Linked DNA regions of Mus musculus: region 1 is linked to region 2. The links are chromatin loops, found by intact Hi-C in ENCODE. Cell type or tissue: heart. All regions are shown on one strand.

Region 1 (5,000 bases), 55 kb before region 2:
TCCAGGACAGCCACGGCTACACAGAGAAACCCTGTCTGGAAAACCAAAAAGAAAAAAAGAAAAACTAAAACATTTCATTTGTCTCTTGGGGTTCTGGGGAGTGCTTACTGTTACATGTTTCTCTTTCCTGATGCTAACTACTCTTTCTGAGCATCTAGCATTCTGTATATCTAATGTATTTTGTAAGCATTTGTATGAAATAAAGTATTTGGTGGTTTAATTATCCTAAATACCTATATTTAATGTTTATCTGATGGCCTTTGTCATACTAATGTAAGTTTTGAATTGGAACATATTAAGGATGTGTGAGTTATAAGTAGTGTAGTTTCGATTGTGACTCTTGCTAGGCAATGGTGTTATACACCTTTAATCCTAGCACTTGGAAGGCAGAGGAGGTGGATCTCTGAGTTCAAGGCCAGCCTGGTCTACAGAGTGAATTCCAGGACAGCCAGGGCTACACAGAGAAAACCTGTTTCAGAAACAAACAAAAAACAAAACAAAAACAAAAAAAAGAAAGAAAGAAAAAAGAAAAGTCAAAAGAAACAAAGCAAAACAAAAACCCAAAAAGTAGATTGTGACTCTTGCTTGCTTTACTAAATGCTATACAATTACTAATCAAACAAGAAAATATGTAAAATGATTCTCTTATAGTTATTTTTCTGTGTTTGTACTATAATTCAGTGCAAAGATAAATATTTTATACCTTGTTTTCTGCTTAGAACTATTCCAAGAGAATAATGTTTTATTTTTCTAAGCCAACTCTATTGGGCCTGACAAGTTTTAAAAACACAGATACATACTTTTGTCAAAATTATTATGAACTATGACAAAAAATTCTAGGTAATTTTTTTTCCATTTTATTTTATAGAGGGGCGAGATGCATTGGAGCCATGCGCATGTTAACGGACAGCTTGTGAGAGTTTGTTCTCTCTTACCACAATGTTGGTCCCAGGGATGGAACTTGAGTTGCCAAGTTGAATTGTACATGCTTTTTTCTGTTGAGCTGTCTTACTGGCCATAGACAGTGTTTTCTTTGCTTTTGTCATTATTCTTTATTTTTTCAGTTATAGACAACATCCCTGTCATCACAGTCATCCGTAGATTTTCAGTAACTCACTAAGCTGAGGCACATCCTAATGTAGCATAGACTTCCTCCTTTAGATGCCAAGGTGACAGCTCACAAACAAATGTAGCACATTGTTTTGATGATTGTGGTGCTAGGAATTGAATCAGGGTCTCCTGCCTGCTGAGCAGACTGACAGAGCTACATCTCCATCCCTACAGTATTATTTTGATCAATAGTTTCTGAAGCTTAGCAGCTATTAAGACATATCAATATATTTTGAGGTAGTGGTTATCCAAAGAAAACACTTCAATCTTCAAACGGTCCAGTAATTTGTGTTCTTTGGTTTTCCCTTTTTTTTTATTTGTTTGTTTGTTTGCTTGCTTGTTTAGGTTTTTCTTTTTCCTTTTTCTTTTTTTAAAGATTTATTTATTTATAATATGTAAGTACACTGCAACTGTCTTCAGACACACCAGAAGCGGGCATCTGATGTCATTACGGATGGCTGTGAGCCACCATGTTGTTTTGCTGGGTTGAACTCAGTCCCTCCAGAGCAGTAGTCAGTGCTCTTAACCACTGAGCCATCTTTTCAGCTCTTGTTTAGGTTTTTCAAGACAGGGTTTCACTGTATAGCTTTGGCTGTCCTGGAACTCACTCTGTAGACATACTAACCTTGACCTGACAAAGATCCACCTACCTCTGCCTCCCAAGTGCTGGGGTTAAAGGCATGTGTGCCACCATGAACACATTGTTGGTGTTCTTAAGTAGAGAGTGGGAGGTAGGGGCTGTGAGATGTAAAGATGCTGCCAAGCTAGATGATCTGTGTGTCCTCAGACCCCACGTTAGAAGGAGAGAACTAACTAGCATGCACACATGGCACACATGGGCCCACATACATACACATAAACCCACACACAAAATAAAAACATTAAGCAATAAAAAATAGAATGTATTAGTCACTAAGAAAAATACACCAAAGTTTTGATTACTATTGCATGAACAAGCAGTAGAGTTTAGTTGAAAGGAATAGTATTAATAAATTGTCTCTGGGTAAATGTGCAAAATGTAATTCAACTTACAGTTTTGTTATTTATTGTTTGTTATAGAGACATCTAAATCCTATATTTAGAAATGTTTTAGATTCTGGAGTGGTGGTAGTTGATTTTAACAGTTAAGTGAATGACTAATAAATATATTGTTAATGCTTGCTTTTGTCCATTTGCAGCTTAAAAAACACTACACATCAAAATAATGATCTGCTAGACTGCTAACCCGAGCATCAGCTTCCACAATGCCTGTGCAGGCAGCTCAATGGACAGAGTTTCTGTCCTGTCCAATCTGCTATAATGAATTTGATGAGAATGTGCACAAACCCATCAGTTTAGGTTGTTCACACACAGTTTGCAAGACCTGCTTGAATAAACTTCACCGAAAAGCGTGTCCTTTTGACCAGACTGCCATAAACACAGACATTGATGTGCTCCCTGTCAACTTTGCACTTCTTCAGTTAGTTGGAGCCCAGGTAAGTGTCCAGTATTTTTACTGGTTTATTATATCAGTTGTCAAAATTAGTTCTTTAGCTGGTACAGAGCATGTTGAAAGGTAGTCGAAACCTAAAAGGTGTATTTACTTTTTGTGATGTGTTCCTACAAAGATTTTTCTCACTGCTATAAATTCTTAAGCAAAATAATGAATCCCATTACAGTTATATATTTCTTTGTTCTGGCTTCAATACCAAAGCCAGAATTTAGATATCTAAGTCCTTTGGTAGTTGAGAAACTGTGTGACTATATCAGTATTTATTTGTTAAGTCATGAAAAGAAGTAAAATCAGAGGTTTAGTTAGAAAAAAAACTATCTAAAGCCCTTAGATGGAGATTTTGTTGATCTTATTTGTAACTTCAGTTGGTTGATCGTATTATCACAAATACAAAATAACAAATTCTGTGCAACATCTTATGCCCTTATATGTTGTGCAATGACTGTTCCATTTTATATAATTTTACTGAATCCTAGCAAGAATGTAGATTTGATAAACAACTTTTATTTGATGAGGGTCTGTTCTATTGTACATATGAAAATAAATATTCTTTTTTTGTGTGTTTTTGTTTTTGTTTTTCGAGACAGGGTTTCTCTGCATAGCCCTGGCTGTCCTGGAATTCACTCTGTAGACCAGGCTGGCCTCAAACTCAGAAATCTGCCTGCCTCTGCCTCCCAAGTGCTGGGATTAAAGGCATGTACCACCACGCCCGGCGAAAATAAATATTCTAAATGTTCTTTCTGCTTTTTACCTTAGCTCTTTAGGTACCTTTTACCCCTACTTACAAATGAGGAGAAGATGAAATTTCATACATGCCATAGTAAATGTTAAAGTAAGAAAGAAGTAGCCGCGCCTGGTGGCACATGCTTGGAAACTCAGCACTTGAGACAGGAAGATAGAGTTCAGGGCCATTCTGGCCTACACAGGAAAACCCTGTCTCAAAACTCAAGTGAAAGGAATAACATCTAAAAAAAGAAGAAAACAAAAACCCAAAACTAAAGCAAGGAGTTTACAGTTTTATAAGAAAATTTCCAGGCTTATTTAGTAAATTTAATAACCCACTGTGTTCATTTTTTTAATATCTTGATAGATGAAGTTGTCTTTTTAAATACTCAAAATCTGTTTTCACTGTTTTAGAATCTTGGCAGTAACTCTGTAGTTAGTAGGGTCATAGCTTAATTGGCAGCATACTTTTCTAGTGGGTCATAAAATAATGATATCTCTTGCCAAAATCACACTTTAAAATCCAATAAAATACTTACTTTTTTGCAGTAGTGCTAACTACTGCCTGTCTTCTATAGTGCAGGCAGTCTTAGTGTTCCTTCTGAATAAATGTGTTATTTTAGTATGTAAAATAACCTATGGATCTATGCATTGTAACACAATCTTTTCAGGCTCATCTCTTCACTATCTCTACTTATATTGGTCTCCTGACCAGTTCTTAGATATGTTATGTATATTAATGTATAGGGATTTTGAAAATGTCTTTGCTTACAACGATTCTTTCCTCTCTACTTTCAAGAAATTACAAATGTTGCAGTTCTCCAGAAAGTTTATTATGAACTACACTAGTAAATTGCAACCCTTCTCTAGTTCTTTCTTGTGTGAGTGTGTCTATCCATGTATGTATCTGTATGTAGGGATGTGCACAGCTTTAAATCCTTACCTTTATTTTTGTGTCTCTGTGTGAATGTCACATGCATACAGTTGCTCTAAAAAGGGTGTAAGTTCCTTGAAGCTGGAGTTACAGCTATTGACTGTTGCCCAACATAGCTGAACCTGCAACATCTGGGAGAGCACCAAGAGCTCTTAACCACCAAGCCATCTCTCCAGTCCTCTCCATATTATATTTCATTTCATTTACAGTTGCATTGTATTTTCATTGATTGCCTTCTAACATAGTATTTGTTTATTTGTTTATTTATTGGCTTGTCTCTTATCTCTGTAGAATTTGAACTCTTTGAAGCAAGACATTTTCATTTTCTCTTTTGATTATTAATAGATCCATACATAGTGTAGACACATGAGAAATGGTCTATAAATGTCAGTGTTTGTAGGACTGGATTGAACTTTCATAATAACATTATAAAACATGTAGAGTTATTTTTATTTTGCATATGTGGAATTTGATACCAAGTAAATAATTTTTGCAAGGTCAAGTTTACCTACATTTTTCATTTTTTAATTTTTCCTTTTTCTGGTGGTAGAGGTTAGACTGACTGCCTAATCTCTGCTAGATGGGAATTCTCATCATTGAGTTACATCTCTGATACTATCTATCAAGGGAGTATAGGTCATAAGTTATAAATTTAATAGGTAAATCATATAGATGCAGTACTAAATGGTATGTGGTAGAGACAGACTCCTGACACTTTCTTTTTTGTTTTGAAATACTTTT
Region 2 (5,000 bases):
CTTTATTCTGTAACTATTCTGTCTTCATGAAACTGTTGAACATGGTCTTTGTGACAACCTGAATCCTGGGTCATGGCCACTCATGCTTGGCTCCAGAATAAAGTCTCTTCTTATTCCCTTTGAAGTGAGAGCTGTATTTTTGCACTGACAAGGATAATTTATTTTGAAGTCAAATGATCTGCAAACTGTAACAGGTCTTGTGCCACATAGTAAAGCCAATAGTTCAATAAAGTGATAGTAAAGCCATTATTAGTAACAAGCCAGCAAGTTGGAAGATAAAAGGCTTTTATTGAAAATTCCACTGTACTACCTGGTTTTGTGTGTTAACTTCAACACAAGCTAAAGTCATCAGTGAGGAAGGAGCCTCAATTGAGGAAATACCTCCATGAGATTCAGCTATAAGTCATTTTCTTCATTATTGATCAATGGGGGAAGGCCTAGCCCATTTTGGGTGGTGCCATCCCTGGGCTGGTGGTCCTGGGTTCTATAAGAAAGCAGACTGAGCAAGCCATGGGGAGCAAGTCAGTAAGCAGCATTCCTCCACGGCCTCTGCATCAGCTCTTGCCTCCAGGTTCCTGCCCTGCTTTAGTTCCTGTTGTAACTTCTTAGGGATGAACAGTGATATAGATATGTAAGCTGAATAAACCCTTTCTTCTCTTAAGTTGCTTTTTGGTCATATAGTTTCATCACAACAATAGAAACCCTTTGTCGGGGGGTCACAGATGCAAAGGCTTATTATATGTGACTTCTGAGGAGTCTAATTTTAATCATAGCTGTGTGGGTACCACCGTGGGCATTCTTGAAATAATCAGTTCTCTCTACGTGGTCTTAGTGCTGTCCATAGATCATCATGCTCACCATTCTGATGTCTATAAGCCTGAAGGAAGATTACAGATTAGAGCATCATTTGACTGGTGTTCTCTGATTCTCTACCACCACCCCAACCCCTGTAACTTTGACAAGTTAATTATTAAGAGTATGATCTGGGTAGTAAGACAAAAGCAGCAGTGAAAAGTAGGCTTGCTAAGTGCTGGGGTCAGGCTAACCCATTCATTGGCTACTCATTTGCTTTCTCCTGTGGGCCTGCACCAGGGCACGGAACCCAGGTCCTCTGGAAGAGCATTATAGTACTAAAATGCTGAGCCATCTCTCCAGCCCCTCTCGTCCTCCACCTCCTCCACACACTTCTACAACAGAGACTGCAGCTTACACATGTTCTTGAAACTAAGCTCAAGGTCCTCAGAGCAGCAGATGGTCTTCTTGGTTGATGAAAGAACTCAGTGGGGAAACCCCCACTCAGCTCCCGATTCGGCGTGCACCCAAGAATCACGAATAGAACACAACACCTTGATGTAACAACAAGAGGTTTTTAATGGCGGAGCTCCGGGTCGAAACGTATCTCACATAACAGGAGACAGTGGATTCGACCACGAGGCTTGGAAGCTAGGGGTTTTTATAGAAAAGGAGTGGGGCTGGGGGAGGAATTGGCGCGGTTTCACATGATTGGTCCATTTAAACATCAGCAGCCTGTAACATTTAACTTAGGTCAGAGGGGTGGGAGCTAGGGAGGCGATGGGCTTGCCCGGGCATGTCCTGGTCTGTTCTGCTATGTTCTCAGCCCCAGGTTTCAAAGCTCAGAAACAACTCTTTGGGCTATTTAACATACATTACATGAATTACAGTTTTATTTCCTTTCAGTTGACATCTTTCCAAAGAGACGGTCCAGGAAAAGCCCCAGGTCCCATTTGAGTTTTTCTCCACTCCAGCTCTTGCCTAGCCCTCAGGTTAGGTCTCCAGGTTAACTTGGGGGCACTGGGCACCCTTCAACCTGGGGGCCACAGTATGTTATCCCTGCACAGAACTTGCATGGCAGGGGTAGCAGTGGGGGTGGGATGGCATGGGGAGGTACCTTGCATTTCTGAGTCTAGCCCAAATACTAGCCCAATCCTGGGCCAAATGGGTGGACGTTGGAAGCTTAGTCAGGTCTGATGGCTCATCCAGCTCTCCCACTCCATCACCCCCACCACCCAGTTGGGGCAAGAAGATGAAATTCTAAAATGTGAACATAGACAAATTTGCAGTAACATCTAGGTGGTCCTAGAAACAGGAATCAAGAAACCCCCTTTTCAAATTAAGAGCCCTATCTTAAACGCTGCATTTTATACAAATCGAGCAAATTTGATATGTTTTAATTAGCACACGGTTTAATTTGCAATCTCACAGTTGTGTACAAGACACGCCAACTAAGCAGTTTGAAATCATTTGAGGTTTAACAAAAGTTTTCAAACATAGGGTAGTTTCCTTGACTTTTTTTTTAATCTAGAATTTTCAAAGGTAATCATTATACATAACTGTTGTAAACTCTGTAAACTACAGAGTCAACTATTTGACTAACATTAGTTGATAAGAGTTATTCAAATTTCTTCAGTTGTCCATGCTCGTTTCCAGTCCAGCAATCCAATTCAGGTTGTCATACAACTTCTGTTCTTTGAGTTACTTATTCTTGAAGAAGTTAATGTTTTCGAGTTATTTTTCGCCTTAATATTCCTTTGTAATTTGTCTCGAAACTTGGAACGTAAGTTAATAAAAATTTCATATTTAACTAGAAATACACATCTACGAGTTTTGTCCTAAGCTAAGACCCGTAGCTCCTCCTCAGACGCCGAGATAAGCTTCTTGTGATTGGGTAGCGTGCGTCCGCCGCGACGCCGGAAGGCCGTGTGATTGGTCCGCAGAGTCCACGGCAGCTTTTTCTCTGTCGCTCAAGGCTTTCGGCCACTTCTCTTTCTCTAGGCGAGCGTCCTTTGTTGGTGACAGGAGCTGCTAGTCTAGAAGGAGCAGACTGAGCGAGGCGAGGTAACTAACTGCGCAGGCGTCGGCAAGGAGGAAGCGGCGGGCCTAGACATGGGTGGGGCAGGAGTTTACGCGCCTTGGGCGAACTACTTTGCTTCCCGGCTCCTGGATCCCAATTCCTCTGTACTTCTCAAATTCCTTTGGAGACTCGGAGCGTCCCTCCTCAGTACCGCCCTCTTCACTGTGCCCTCCCCTGCCCTGTCCTCCTCGCTACTCCGCCTCCTCAGCCCCACCTTCCTTATGGCTCCGCCTTCTCCACTCCGTCCTTACAGCTCTGCTTTACTTAACATCCTGTCCCTGCCCTTTTGTCCCATAAGCTCCGCCTTCCTGGAAGCTTAGCCCCGCCCTTCTGTGTTCCACTTGTGCAGCCCTGTCTTCTTCACTGTCCTACTTTCTCTTAACACTCTTAACTGCCTCTCTTGGAAGCCTTTCACTGGCCCTGCCCATATCACTGCTCCTCCTTTTCTGTGCCTCTCCTTAGCTCCACCCTCTTCATGATCCTCCACCTCTTCAAGTTTACTATCCCCACTTGAGGTTTACTTTCTGCACTGCGGGTGCATGCCACTTCTGTCTGCCAGTGTTCTCACCTCTCAGCAGCCCAGTCTCCTCAGTACACTCCTCCTCTTCTGGCCCCGTTTTTCACTCATCGGACCGAGTTGTGGCCCTCTGGCACATCCCAGACAAGGAAATTGTAAAAGTTTTCTTCCTTCCCCTGGTGCTGGCACTTTCCTCTTGGTTGCTGTTCAGCGTGCACAGTGCTCTGTCCTGACTGGAATCTGCTGTGTGGGAGAGAGGTAAATTGTAATAGAGTAAATACCATATGTTAAGTCTCTTCTGAAGGCAGCGCAGTGTTGATATTTGGTATGCTTAGAGGAAGGACGTTTTTGTTTGTTTGTTTTTGTTTTTGACTAGTCATTCCTGCCGGAGTCTTTTTTTAATTTATTTTAATTAATTAATTAATTTTTTTTTTTTTTTTTTTTTTTTTTTTTGAGACAGGGTTTCTCTGTGTATCCCTGGCTGTCCTGGAACTCACTCTGTAGACCAGGCTGGCCTCGAACTCAGAAATCTGCCTGCCTCTGTTTCCCAAATGCTGGGATTAAAGGCGTGGGCCACCACTGCCCTGCGCTACTGGAGTCTTAAACAGACTTCTAAAGCACTGAACTGTACCTTTTCCCAAAACATCTGGGTCCTAGGTGTTCTTTAACCATCTGGCTCTTATTTAAGTTTTGTCGTGGAGACTTGCTGGTTATAATTGGTCCAGCTTGAGACCATGTATCTAGGCTCTTAGTGAGGCAAGGAGTGAATGACTTAGTTTCAACAGTATACCTACCCTTGGTAGTCCCTTTTGAAGTTTTCCCTGAGGACTTTCTCCCAATTTGTTAGCAGTCTTAAAACTAAAAGTGTATACGAATAAAAACCACACCAAAAGATTCCTCTTACCCAGTTCACACAAGTAGACAGTAATGCCCCTCTCAGGCTCCTGGAAGTCATACATCAGTGGGTCTGTTAACAGCTTCAGCCTTTGTTGCAAAGCTCAGCAAAGAAATGTGCCTTATCTAAGCCTTGTTTTTGCCTGCTATAACAAAAGCCTGGTAAACTATGGCATAGATCCAGGGTTGGGGTTTGTTGAGATTCTGCTTATGAAAACACCTTTAGATTCTTATAAAGTTCTGGGAAGTCAGTCCAAGTGTACCTTGTATGGTTCAGATTCATGTCTTCCTTGCTCAAGCTAGCAAAAAATCCTTGATACATTTTTCTTTTCCAGGCACCATGACAACCCTGGATGATAAGTTACTGGGGGAGAAATTACAGTACTACTACAGCACCAGCGAGGATGAGGACAGTGACCATGAAGACAAAGACAGAGGCAGGGGAGCACCAGCCATTAGTTCCACACCTGCAGAGGCTGAGCTGGCAGGCGAAGGCATCTCCATCAATACAGGTACTGGAAGGCTCTGAGCTCTAGAAATGGACTCAAAAAAATGTCCTTTAAAGTGTGTATCAGTTAGAAGTCCTGCTCTCCTTTCTCCAACTTCTGTCCCACTTTCCTTCCAGAGATAACATAGTGTAGTCTGTCATTGTGCTTGCTTCTGCCCTTTCTCCTTGCAATGCAAATCTATATGCATATCAGCATGGAAGGGAACAGT

Evidence for each region. Hi-C counts contacts between places; a loop is a spot of excess contacts. Peaks named below come from ENCODE experiments on the same cell type or tissue, not always from the same donor. Only the 100,000 strongest peaks of a DNase experiment are listed, where the experiment ranks them.
Region 1: it touches region 2 in a loop (2.0-fold over the local background); 8 of 42 quality-filtered maps call a loop at or near these places.

The regions. Positions count from the first base shown.
Region 1 is chr2:37,412,101-37,417,100 of GRCm38, reverse strand. It overlaps Rc3h2 (ring finger and CCCH-type zinc finger domains 2), which reads left to right. Exons shown (of 22, transcript NM_001100591.1): 3 at 2,289-2,585. The coding sequence starts at 2,355. Among named protein-coding and RNA genes, the nearest start is that of Rc3h2, 8.3 kb to the left of the region's middle. In heart, no CTCF peak of the experiment used is centred here; no DNase peak of the experiment used is centred here.
Region 2 is chr2:37,356,999-37,361,998 of GRCm38, reverse strand. Pdcl (phosducin-like) reads left to right here and starts at 2,667. Exons shown (of 4, transcript NM_026176.3): 1 at 2,667-2,856; 2 at 4,619-4,795. The coding sequence starts at 4,624. In heart, no CTCF peak of the experiment used is centred here; DNase peaks (open chromatin) are centred at 1,898, 2,778 and 3,078; H3K4me3 peaks cover 1,901 bases; H3K27ac peaks cover 1,429 bases.